Regions from separate parts of the Homo sapiens genome. Here region 1 is linked to region 2. A link is an interaction called in ENCODE POLR2A ChIA-PET data of the cell type or tissue named here. Cell type or tissue: GM12878. All regions are shown on one strand. Each heading gives the region's core, and the rest is flanking DNA. Links, peaks and the distances in the headings are about the cores only. Region 1 overlaps COLEC11 (collectin subfamily member 11). Region 2 overlaps RNASEH1-DT (RNASEH1 divergent transcript).

Region 1 (5,376 bases), core at 247-5,246, 61 kb before region 2:
ACTGGGACAGGTGCTGAGACCCACTTTGTCATCACGCCCAGTGTTATGCCCAGCATCATCGTGTGCAGCATTGTGCCCAGCATCGTCGTGCCCAGATTCACGCTGTTGTCATGCCCAGCATCGTCATACCTAGATCTACCATCATCATGCCCAGCATCGTCATACCTAGATCCACCGTCATCGTGCCCAGCGTCACTGTGCTCAGCGTCATCGTGCCCAGAGTCATTATGCCCAGATCCACCCCATCATCGTGTCCCATCTTCATGCCCAGCATCGTTGTGCCCAGAGCCATCATGCCCAGATGCAGACCGTCATCATGCCCAGTGTCATGCCCAGCATCATCATGCCCCGATCTACCGTTATTATGCCCAGATCCACCCCATCGTCGTGCTCATCGTGCCCTCCATCATCATGCCCAGTGTCATTGTGCCCAGATCCACCCCATCATGCTCATCGTTGTGCCCATCGTCGTGCCCAGCGTTGTGCCCAGCATCACCATGCCATCATCTTGCCCAGCATCATCATGCCCAGATCCACCCCATCGTCATGCCCCCCGTCATCATGCCCCCCATCATCGTGCCCAGTGTCGTCATGCACAGCATCGTGACCAGCGTCATCATGCCCAGGCGAAGTTGAGTTGCAGCCCCCAGTTTGCCCAGGACTGCAGTGGTTCCCAGGACCCTAGAAACCAGGAAGTCTTGGCCCCCAAGTTCCCGCAGAGGTCACTGTTTTTCTCCAGGTGAGTCTCCACAGCATAATGCCATGGAAGCCACAGATGTTCGTGACCGGTCATCAGGGAACTGCCACTGTGCCCCCGCTGCAACGAGCTAGAAAGCTATCCACTAGCACCCAGCTAGCAAGCCCACGGGCAGAAGAGCCAGTGGGCCAGGGGAGTTGGCAGGGCTGTGTCCCACTGGAAAGTGAGACTCCAGGGAGGGTGTGGAGGGTGGTGGCGGCTGAGGTCCTGGTTCCCAGCCCATCTGCGCCCCCTGGGGCCCGGGCACCGCCTACCACACAGGCAGAGCGCCCAGGGTGTCCTAGGTCTCAGGGAGGAGATTCATCCCAGGTTGTGTATAAAAAGTCCTAAGTTTATTCCATTCTCTCTTTGACCTAATGTCCTTGTAAACATATTCCATTCTCTCTTTGACCTAATGTCCTTGAGAATAAACATTATCCAGAACAGAGCACTTACAGCTGACGGAAACAGCCACGATTATCAGAAAGAATGTCAGTTGGTTATTGCAGAGGCCGGAAGTCATGCTCATTCCCTAGTGAGTTCCCATGAACAAAAGCACCAGGGCTCAGACTTTCTTCTGTGCAAACGGAGAATAATAACAGCAACCACCAGGCCACCAGGCACCAGGCAACTGCCGCATCCAAGACATTGTGCGTCTATCCTTCCATTTAACCCTTCTGGGAGTCATGGGAGGTAGATCCCCACCCCCCACCCCCCATTTTACAGGTACAGAAAAAGGGGGCTTGGGAAGACGAAGCTGATTCCAGAAGCTGACATAACTGACAGGTGGTGGAGCCACGATACAGACAGGCCCAGCGAGCCCAGGACTGTCTGGTTCCACGTCTGTGGTCTCTGCACTGCTCAGCTGAGGCTGGGACCGCATTGTGCCTAACAATATTCCTCCCTCCCAGCAAACCACGTCCATCTAGAAATGGGGCTTCTGCTCCAGTTCTGTCCAAGCCATGTGGCCATGGGAAGAGTGGTTGCCTATTCTCTGCATCTCAGGGTCCAACTTAAGTGTGAAGGTGGGATTTCCAGATCCATTACCCTGTGATCCCATTTCTACAAAGGACGAGGTGCACTTCCTTTTGGAGATGTCAGAAGCTGTCACGACTGGCTGTGACTGCTGGAAAAAGTAAATACAATGTTATGACTATCCCTGCCTGACAACTCAGATAATAGAGATGTTAAATAACTTTGCAAAGTCTGCCAGGTATGGCGGCTCATGCCTATAATCCCGGCACTTTGGGAGGCCAAGGTAGGCGGATCTCTTGAGGTCAGGAGTTCAAGACCAGTGTGGCCAATGTGGTGAAACCCCGTCTCCACTAAAAATACAAAAATTAGCCGGGCGTGGTGGTGGGCGCCTGTAATCCCAGATACTCAGGAGGCTGAGGCAGGAGAATCACTTGAACCCGGGAGGCAGAGGTTGTAGTGAGCCAAGATTATGCCACTGTACTCCAGCCTTGACAACAGAGCGAGAGTGAGACTCTGTCTCAAAAAAAAAAAAAAAAAAAGTAAAAAAGAAGAAAAGAAACTTTCCAAACTCATGGGTCCAAGCTGAGGCACAGAGTAGACCCCTGAGTGCTAAACGCCCCTCCCCTAAGCTGACTCCCTGGGATGCCAAATGCCACATCCCTTTATGGACTCCTAGCCCTCCCTGTCTCCAGATTTCAGAAACCCTGAATTACGAGTAGCCTCCCGAGTGCCTTCCCTAACCCCCGCCCTGGGCTGGGTCCATGGCCCCCCACCCACCACAAGGCAGCCAAGAACGCTGTCTCAGCAGTCGCTGTCCTGCACATCCTGCCTCAGGCTCACCCTCCATCCGTGCCCACCCCTCAGCAGGGACCTGAGGCCTGCTTGAGCATGGAAGCCTGACCTACACCTGAACATCAGTGGGGACAGGCCTCGGAGCCTGAAAAAGCCTGCTGCCACTTCTAAGTGGGAGAAGGAAGGAAGAAAGGAGGGAGGGAGAAGGGAATTCCTCAGAGGTTTTAATAGAGAATCCTTGCCGCCTTGGATCAGCAAACCATTGTGTTTGTGGATCCTTTGATTAAGATTCTTTAAGAGGTAGAAATGAAAAGAGTCTATCAGACTTTAACCCCATATCTCTGGGGTAGTCAATGTATGTTTAATGACCCTCTGTAAATCTATCAATCTAATACTTAGGAATAACTACTATATCAGGGACTTGGAACCACTTACTCGCAGGATGGCAGAGTGTGATCCACAAATCCCTACCCTTGAGGAATGTATAATCTAATTAGGAAGACAAGACATGCACACATGGGTGATGTTAGGAGGATGGCAGAAGAGGAGCTTTCTACCATAGTCCCCCCAAAGAAGCTTCCATGTTGACAACTCCCCATGAACAAAAGTGTCTTTGTAGGAGTCTGGAAGTCCAGTGGAGAAGTTCCAGCACACTGTTAGAGAAAAAAATCCAAGAATAGATGCACTGATGAGGGTAAGAACAGTTTCACTTTACCCGTGTGACCGTTTCCCACAACTGTAAGCTGAGCAACTGTGAGCTGAGCAACACAGCTCAGTGCCCAGGGAAACCCCCTTGGCCCATGTTTTTTCCCACTGGAGTAAGTGAAAGTGTAGTAAGTGAGCTTCCAGCTCCCCCAGCCATGCAGGATGCTGCCCAAAAAAAGTCTGCTTCTTTCTTGTCTCACCTCCAATACTGAGGTGACTGACATGGAGGAGAAGTTGGGAGAGACTGGGAGCTAGGAAGAAAGGCTATGGACCCTAATAATTGCTCTGCAGATTTTATTAGGAAGCCCCCCAACAAGCTGATGGAGACGCCTTTCCTGTGAACCATCCCAACTGGACCACGGGCACCCAAATGCTCACATGCTTCACCCAACACTCTGCCAGCTCCCCAAAGGCACCCCCACAGATGGCAAGTGCCAGCATCTCACACAGACAGATAGCTTGACTGTGTGGGATGGGGAGGGAGAAGGCACAAGAACTTGAGCATTTCAGAGCACTGCCCTAGGGGAAACTAATGAGAGGCTAGTAGCACCTAGACTGCCTTTGTGGGATCAAGAAAAGGCATATACTCTTTAAAAATTCACCCCTCTCCAAGAGAAGCAAAAGGTGTGGAGCAGGTGCATCCACAGAAATGGTCTGAGAGAGCCTCAGAATCCCTAGCCAGGCTGTTTTGTAAAGAAATCTCTCTCCCAAAAAAAGTCCATAAAGACTAGAGGAGGTGACTGCTTTTGCAAATGAGAAAACAGCAATGCAAGACTTCAAGGAATATAAAGTATCAAGGAAACATGACATTACCAAAGGAACACAATAATACTCTAGTAAACCAATCCCAAAGAAATGGAGATCTACAAATTGCCTAACAAAGAACTCAAAATAATCATTTTAAGGAAGCTCAATGAGATACAAGAGAACATAGACACACAACTCAACAAAATCAGAAAAACAATACATTAAAAATGAGGAATTCAATGAAGAGATAGAGATTTTTTTTTAAAAAAAGAACCAAACAGAAACTCTAAAGCTGAAGAACAGAATGAATAAAATTTAAAATACAGCAGACAGCATCAAGAGCAGAATTGATCAAACAAAAGAAAAGAAAGAATATGTGAGCTTGATGACAGGTCATTTAAAAATATTCAATCAGAGAAGAGAAAAGAAAAAAGGCATTAAAAGAAATTAAGAAAGCCTGTGAGATCTAAAGGACACCATCAAGAAAGCTAACATTCACATTATGGAAGTTGTATTAGGAGAATATAGAGAGAAGCTAATAGAAAGCTTATTTAAAGAATTAATGCCTAAAAAACTTTCCAAACTTGGGAGTGATGTGGACATCAAGGTACATGAAGCTTAAAGTCTCCAAATAGGTTCAACCCACAGAAAACTTCACCAAGATACATTATAATCAAACTACCATAAATCAAAGACGAGAAGAGAATTTTGAAAGCAGAAAGAGAAAAGAAACTCATCACATCCAAGAGAACCCTCATAAGGCTATCAGCAGACTTCTCAGCAGAAAACTTGCAGGCCAGGAGAAAGTGGGATCATATATTCAAAGTACTGAAAGAAAAAAACTGGCAATAAGATTATGTACTCACAAAGCCATCCTTCAAAAATAAAGGAAACATTAAGAGTCTCCCAGATACACAAAAGCTAAAGAAGTTCCCACTAGACTTCCCTTACAAGAAATGTAAAGGAAAGTTCTTCAAGCTGAAACAAAAGGATGCTAATTAGTAACATGAAAACATTTAAAAGTGTAGAGATAACTGATAAAACTATATACTTGCCTTAGTCTGTTTTCTGTTGCCATTACTGAATATCTGTGACTGGGTAATTTATAAAGAAAAGAAATTCTTTTTTACAGTTCTAGAGGCTGGGAAATCCAAGGTCAAGAGGCCACATCTGATGAGAACTCTCCACAGAGTCTTGAGGTAGCACAGGGCATCACACAGTAAGGAGGCCCACGAGAGAGGCCACCTGGCTTTTATAATAGTCCCACTCTCATGATAACTAACCCACTCCTGTAATAACCCATTAATCTATTAACTCATAAATGGATCAATCCATTCATAATGTCAGAGAACTCATGATCCAGTCACCTCCTAAAGGCCCACTCTCTCAATACTATTACATTAAAGATCAAGTTTCAACGT
Region 2 (5,376 bases), core at 90-5,089:
AGGCTGAGGCAGGAGAATCACTTGAACACGGGAGGTGGAGGTTGCAGTGAGCCGAGATCGCGCCACTGCACGCCAGCCTGGGTGACGAGAGTGAAACTCCATCTCAAAAAAAAAAAACCCAACAATTACACTTTTAAAAAACAATAAATTTCTTTCCTTTTTTTTTTTTTTTTTTTCTGAGACAAGATCTCACTCTGTCACCCAGGCTGGAGTACAGTAGTGCAGTCACGGCTCACTGCAGCCTTAGCCTCCCAGGCTTAAGCAATCCTCCACCTCAGCCTCCCAAGAAGTTGGGACCACAGGCACGCTTGGCTAATTTTTAAATTTTTTTGTAGAGACAGGATCTCACTATGTTGCCCAGGCTGGTCTCAAACTCCTGGCCTCGAGTAATCCTCCTCCGTTGACCTCCCAAAGCATGAGCCAACGTACCTGGCCAAAAAAAATAAATTTCAATTGTATTTTATTTATTTATTTATTTAATATTTTTTTGAGACAGAGTCTTATTCTGTCGCCCAGGCTGGAGTGCAGTGGCCCAATCTCGGCTCCCCGGGTTCTAGCGATTCTTCTGCCTCAGCCTCCTGAGTAGCTGGGACTACACGCCCGTGCCACCACGCCCAGCTAATTTTTGTATTGTTAGCAGAGACAGGTTTTCACCATATTGGCCAGGCTGGTCTCGAAATCCCGCCTCGGCCTCCCAAAGTGCTGGGATTACAGGCGTGAGCCACCACTCCTGGCTAAATTTCAATTTTAAAGACATTATTTGAATTCAGTAAAATGTGTAATATATGAGCTAAAATCCACACTATAACAAAAATATTTCAGCTTGCGGTTCCCACCGCCCTGTTTCACTGATTCAAATTTTAAGCACAAGTGATCACATGGAATGAAGTGAAGTAAAGCAAGTTCTCCTCGTTTGTCTTTATAGTCATAGTGCTACCACGGTTCACTTCAAACCTGCTGTTTACATGCAGGAGGTTGCAGTGCCCATCAGCTGGATCAAACTGTGCCTGAAGCTAGCACTCTGCTTCTGAACCAAATAAACTTCTTGTGGCTGAACGAAGACGTGTTGGAACCAAGTGCATAGCTGGGAGCCCTTGGGATTAACTCCCATGTAAGACATGTTTGTTAAAAGATTAGGGATAAAAATGGAATTATACACATATAATTACAAGAAAGTTTTTTTTCTGGGAAGAGTATTTATCACTGACAGTGTTTAGAATTCCCGGTGCTCAGTTATAATAACAGAGCACCCTGACTTTCAGTCGGCTTGATCAGTCTTTTTTTTTTTTTTTCGAGACGGAGTTTCACTCTCGTTGCCCAGGCTGGAGTGCAACGGCGCGATCTCGGCTCACCACAACCTCCGCCTCCCGGGTTCAAGCGATTCTCCTGCCTCAGCCTCCCGTGTAGCTGGGATTACAGGCACACGCCACCACACCTGGCTAATTTTGTATTTTTAGTAGAGATGGGGTTTCCCCATGTTGGTCAGGCTGGTCTCGAACTCCCAACCTCAGGTGAGGCTTGATCACTCTTTTAGGTTCTCTGTGGCTAAGGTGACGCCCACACCCGAATGAAGTTCCCCTTCCCCAGCCTCAGGCATCCATGGCAGGAGGTGAAGTTGTGGGGATTGTTGATAATGGATGGAATGTGAACGAGTTGCATCAGGAAATGCAGGCTGAGCACAGTGGCTCCCGCCTGTAATCCCAGCCCTTTGAGAGGTCAATACAGGAGGATTGCTTGAGGCCAGGAGTTTGATTCCAGCCTGAGCAATATAGTGAAACCTTGTCTCTACAAAGAATTTTTTTTCTTTTTTTTCAGAGACAGGGTCTCGCTCTGTTATCTAGACTGGAGTGCAGTAGTGTGATCATAGCTCCCTGTAACCTCAAAACATTTTTTTTTTTGAGACAGAGTTTCACTCTTTTTGCCCAGGCTGGAGTGCAGTGGTGTGATCTCAGCTCACTGCAAGCTACACCTCCCAGGTTCAAGCGATTCTCCTGCCTCACCCTCCCAAGTAGCTGGGATTAAAAGTGCCTGCCACCACGCCCGGCTAATTTTTTGTATTTTTAGTAGAGACGGGGGTTCACCATGTTGGCCAGGATGATCTCAATCTCTTGACCTCATGATCCACCCGCCTTGGCCTCCCAAAGTGCTGGGATTACAGGCATGAGCCGCCACACCCGGCCTCAAAACATGTTTTTTTTTTAATTATACAGGAGGCGCACACCTGTAATACCAGCTATTTTGGAGGTTGAGGTGGAAAGATGACTTGAGCCCAGGAGGTTGAGGCTGCAGTGCGCTATGATTGCGCCAATGCACTCCAGCCTCGGCGACAGAGCAAGACCCCGTCACAACAACAAAAAATGAGAAAATGGACATTTATGGCAAACTACTTCTGCCCCGAGATTTCCTGTGGGTTCTGCGTGATTGGCTCTCAGGGTGTGGGCAGCTAAGGTTCCAAAGTGTACTGTTTAATCCTAGCACAGCACAAATGGCTTGCAGGAGATAAGGCAGAATCTCATCAGCACATCAGGGTAAGCACCCAGCTATCATGGGCTAGACCCATGGAGAAGCCGTGCTCTGGGAACCCCCCTCCTCCTTCACTAGAGGCAATGAAATGAAGCAGTAGCTCCTGCTCTGACCTTACTGCTCCCAGAGTCCTTGTGGGTACTAGTTCCAGTCTCAGACTAACAGCCAGAAGATCTGCCATTGAAGTTTCAGTTCCAAAACTAATGCGATGACTTTGGGTAAGTCATAAAACCTCAAGGGTCAGTTTCTTCATCTGTTAAATAAAATCGACATCTGCCCTGCCAGCCTCACAGGGTTGTTTTAAGAAGGAGATGGAATAACAGAAATGAAGGAGGGAGGCCGGCTGCTACCACAGGGCAGGGACTATCACCCACTGTGGCCTCCAACCTGATGGTGCCTCAGAGTCAGCTGGGGCTGCCCAAACACAAACCGCCGGGCTCCACCCCCAGGGATTCCCATGCTGAGGTCCGGGTTGAGGCCCAGAATTTCCATGTCTAATGAGTGCCCAGGTGGTGCTTTTGCTGCTGATCCAAGGACCACACTTTGAAAACCATGACTTAGGTTTAGGAGGACGGGCTCTGGAGGCAGGTTTGAGTCCTGGCTGTACCACTTCCTGTCTACATGTCTGAGGACAAGTGACTTAATCTTTACATTTCAGCTTTCTCAGCTATAGACAATATAATATTGAGAGTGCAAATTAGTTCAACCATTGCGGAAAGCAGCATAGTGATTCTGCAAAGAACTTAAAACAGAACTACCATGCAACCCAGCAATCCCATGACTGGGTATATACCCAGAGGAATCTAAATCGTTCTACCATAAAGACACATGCAGGTGTATGTTCACCACAACACTATTCATGATAGCAAAGATGTGGAATCAACATAAATGCCCATCCACAGTAGACTTGACAAAGCAAATGTGGTACATTTACATCGTGGAATACCATGAAGCCATAAAAAAGGAACGAGATCATGTCCTTTGCAGCACTATGGATAGAGGTGGAGGCAAGCTAAGGCAGAAACAGAAAACCAAACACCGCGTGTTCTCACTTATAAGTGGGAGCTCCACAGCGAGAACACAGGGATATTAGGAGGGGAACGGTGGGCAACGGGGCCTACCTGAGGGTGGAGGATGGGAGGAGGGAGAAGATCCGAAAAAATACCCATCGGGTACTAGGCTTATTCCTCAGTGATGAAATTATCTGTACACCCATCCCCCATGACATGAGTTTACTCATGAAACAAACCTGCACATGGACCCTCAAACCTAAAATAAAAGTTAACAAAAAATTTTCCTGACCAACCTCTTCAGGAAGAGGGGCAATCCTCGTGTCACAAGCAATGCCAATAAAGAACAGGAACGCCACCTTTTTCAACTCCTGAGAGATGAATCCAACGTCTGACCCTGCATTGCATGCACTCTCGCCCACGTCGGCTCTCATCCCCACACTCCTCGTTCCTGTCACCGGCCTATGCTGTAAACACCCTAGCAGTCACAATCAGTCACTTATCTGTCTTATGGGTCTATTATTTCATTCTCTGTCCTGCAACCGAAGCTCTGCGTTGTCTTACCCATGTTTAGAACAGCTCCGTTCAATGATGAGAGTCACACAAGCCATCTAAACTTTTCTGGTGGTCACATTAGAAAAGTAAAACAGCAAGAAATAGTTTTATTATTATTATTAAGATGGAGTCTCACTCTGTCACCCAGGCTGGAGTGCAGTGGGACAATCTCGGCTCACTGTAACCTACACCTCCCGGGTTCAAACGATTCTCCTGCCTCAGCCTCCCAAGTAGTTGGGATTACAGGCACTCACCACCACACCCGGCTGATTTTTGTATTTTTAGTAGAAATGGGGTTTCACCATGTTGGCCAGGCTCATCTCGAACTCCAGACCTCAGGTGATCCACCCGCCTCAGCCTCCCAAAGTGCTGGGGTTACAGGCATGAGCCACTGTGCCTAGCCACTAATTTTAAATGTATTTCTTTAACCCAATATATTCAAAATATTATCAGTTCAACCTGTAATCAATATACAAAATTAACAATGTGTTTTAATTTTTTTGGCAGTAATGAATGCCATGTTGGCTTTTATTATTTTTTTTTTCTAATTTTAAGTTCCAGGATACAAGTGCAGAACATGTAGGTGCTATATAGATAAACATGTGTCATGGTGGTTTGCTGCACCCATCAACCTGTTGTCTAGGTTTTAAGCCCTGCGTGCATTAGCTATTTGTCCTACTGCTCTGCCTCCCCTCGACCCCCACCCCTCTTAAAATTCTTTTTATTTTTCACACTGAGTCTTCAAAGTCCGGTGTGTATCATACAGCACATCTCAATAGCCACATGCAGGCAGGGCGCGGTGGCTCACGCCTCTAATCCCAACACTTTGGGAGGTCGAGGTGGGCATTGGACGATGCAGGTCTGGACAAGTGCCTGGTATATTGTGGGCACAATTCTTGAATGGACCCTGAGAAATAAGCAGAAATGGTTTTGTTATTCCTAATTTACAGAGTATAATAGATAATGGCAATAGTGACTTTTATTTGAGTTTATGTCATGTGTCAGGAATAGGCTATGCATACATTTATTATTTCATCTAAAATCTCATCCTCAAAACAAAAGCCTTTTGCAGTGGGAATTATCACTCCCATTTTTTTTTTTCAGTAGAGAAAATTAAGTTTCAAAGGAGCTAAGTGACTGAGACCACATATACACTCATCTTCTGATTTCTGATCCAGTGTTTGCTCAGGATAAGAAATGTCCTATATTTCTATGAGCCAGAGATTAAGATAAAAAAAGATTTTCAGGAGTAACCAGTCAATGAAAAGTCAAAATAAATAGTTTTGGC

What was found. Peaks named below come from ENCODE experiments on the same cell type or tissue, not always from the same donor. Only the 100,000 strongest peaks of a DNase experiment are listed, where the experiment ranks them.
Region 1: POLR2A ChIA-PET joins it to region 2 with 5 read pairs; 9 of 35 experiments call an interaction of 5 or more read pairs at or near these places.

The regions. Positions count from the first base shown.
Region 1 is chr2:3,622,500-3,627,875 of GRCh38, reverse strand. The region is part of intron 3 of COLEC11 (collectin subfamily member 11); the gene reads right to left. Among named protein-coding and RNA genes, the nearest start is that of COLEC11, 30 kb to the right of the region's middle. RefSeq lists enhancers at 1-349, 2,983-3,222, 3,253-3,472. In GM12878, for the core only: no CTCF peak of the experiment used is centred there; a DNase peak (open chromatin) is centred at 3,225; H3K27ac peaks cover 640 bases.
Region 2 is chr2:3,560,936-3,566,311 of GRCh38, reverse strand. It overlaps RNASEH1-DT (RNASEH1 divergent transcript), which reads right to left. Exons shown (of 3, transcript NR_038429.1): 3 at 4,562-4,995. Among named protein-coding and RNA genes, the nearest start is that of RNASEH1-DT, 5.2 kb to the right of the region's middle. RefSeq lists enhancers at 1,623-1,672, 1,723-1,772, 5,316-5,376. In GM12878, for the core only: no CTCF peak of the experiment used is centred there; DNase peaks (open chromatin) are centred at 1,691 and 2,561; H3K4me3 peaks cover 1,889 bases; H3K27ac peaks cover 1,847 bases.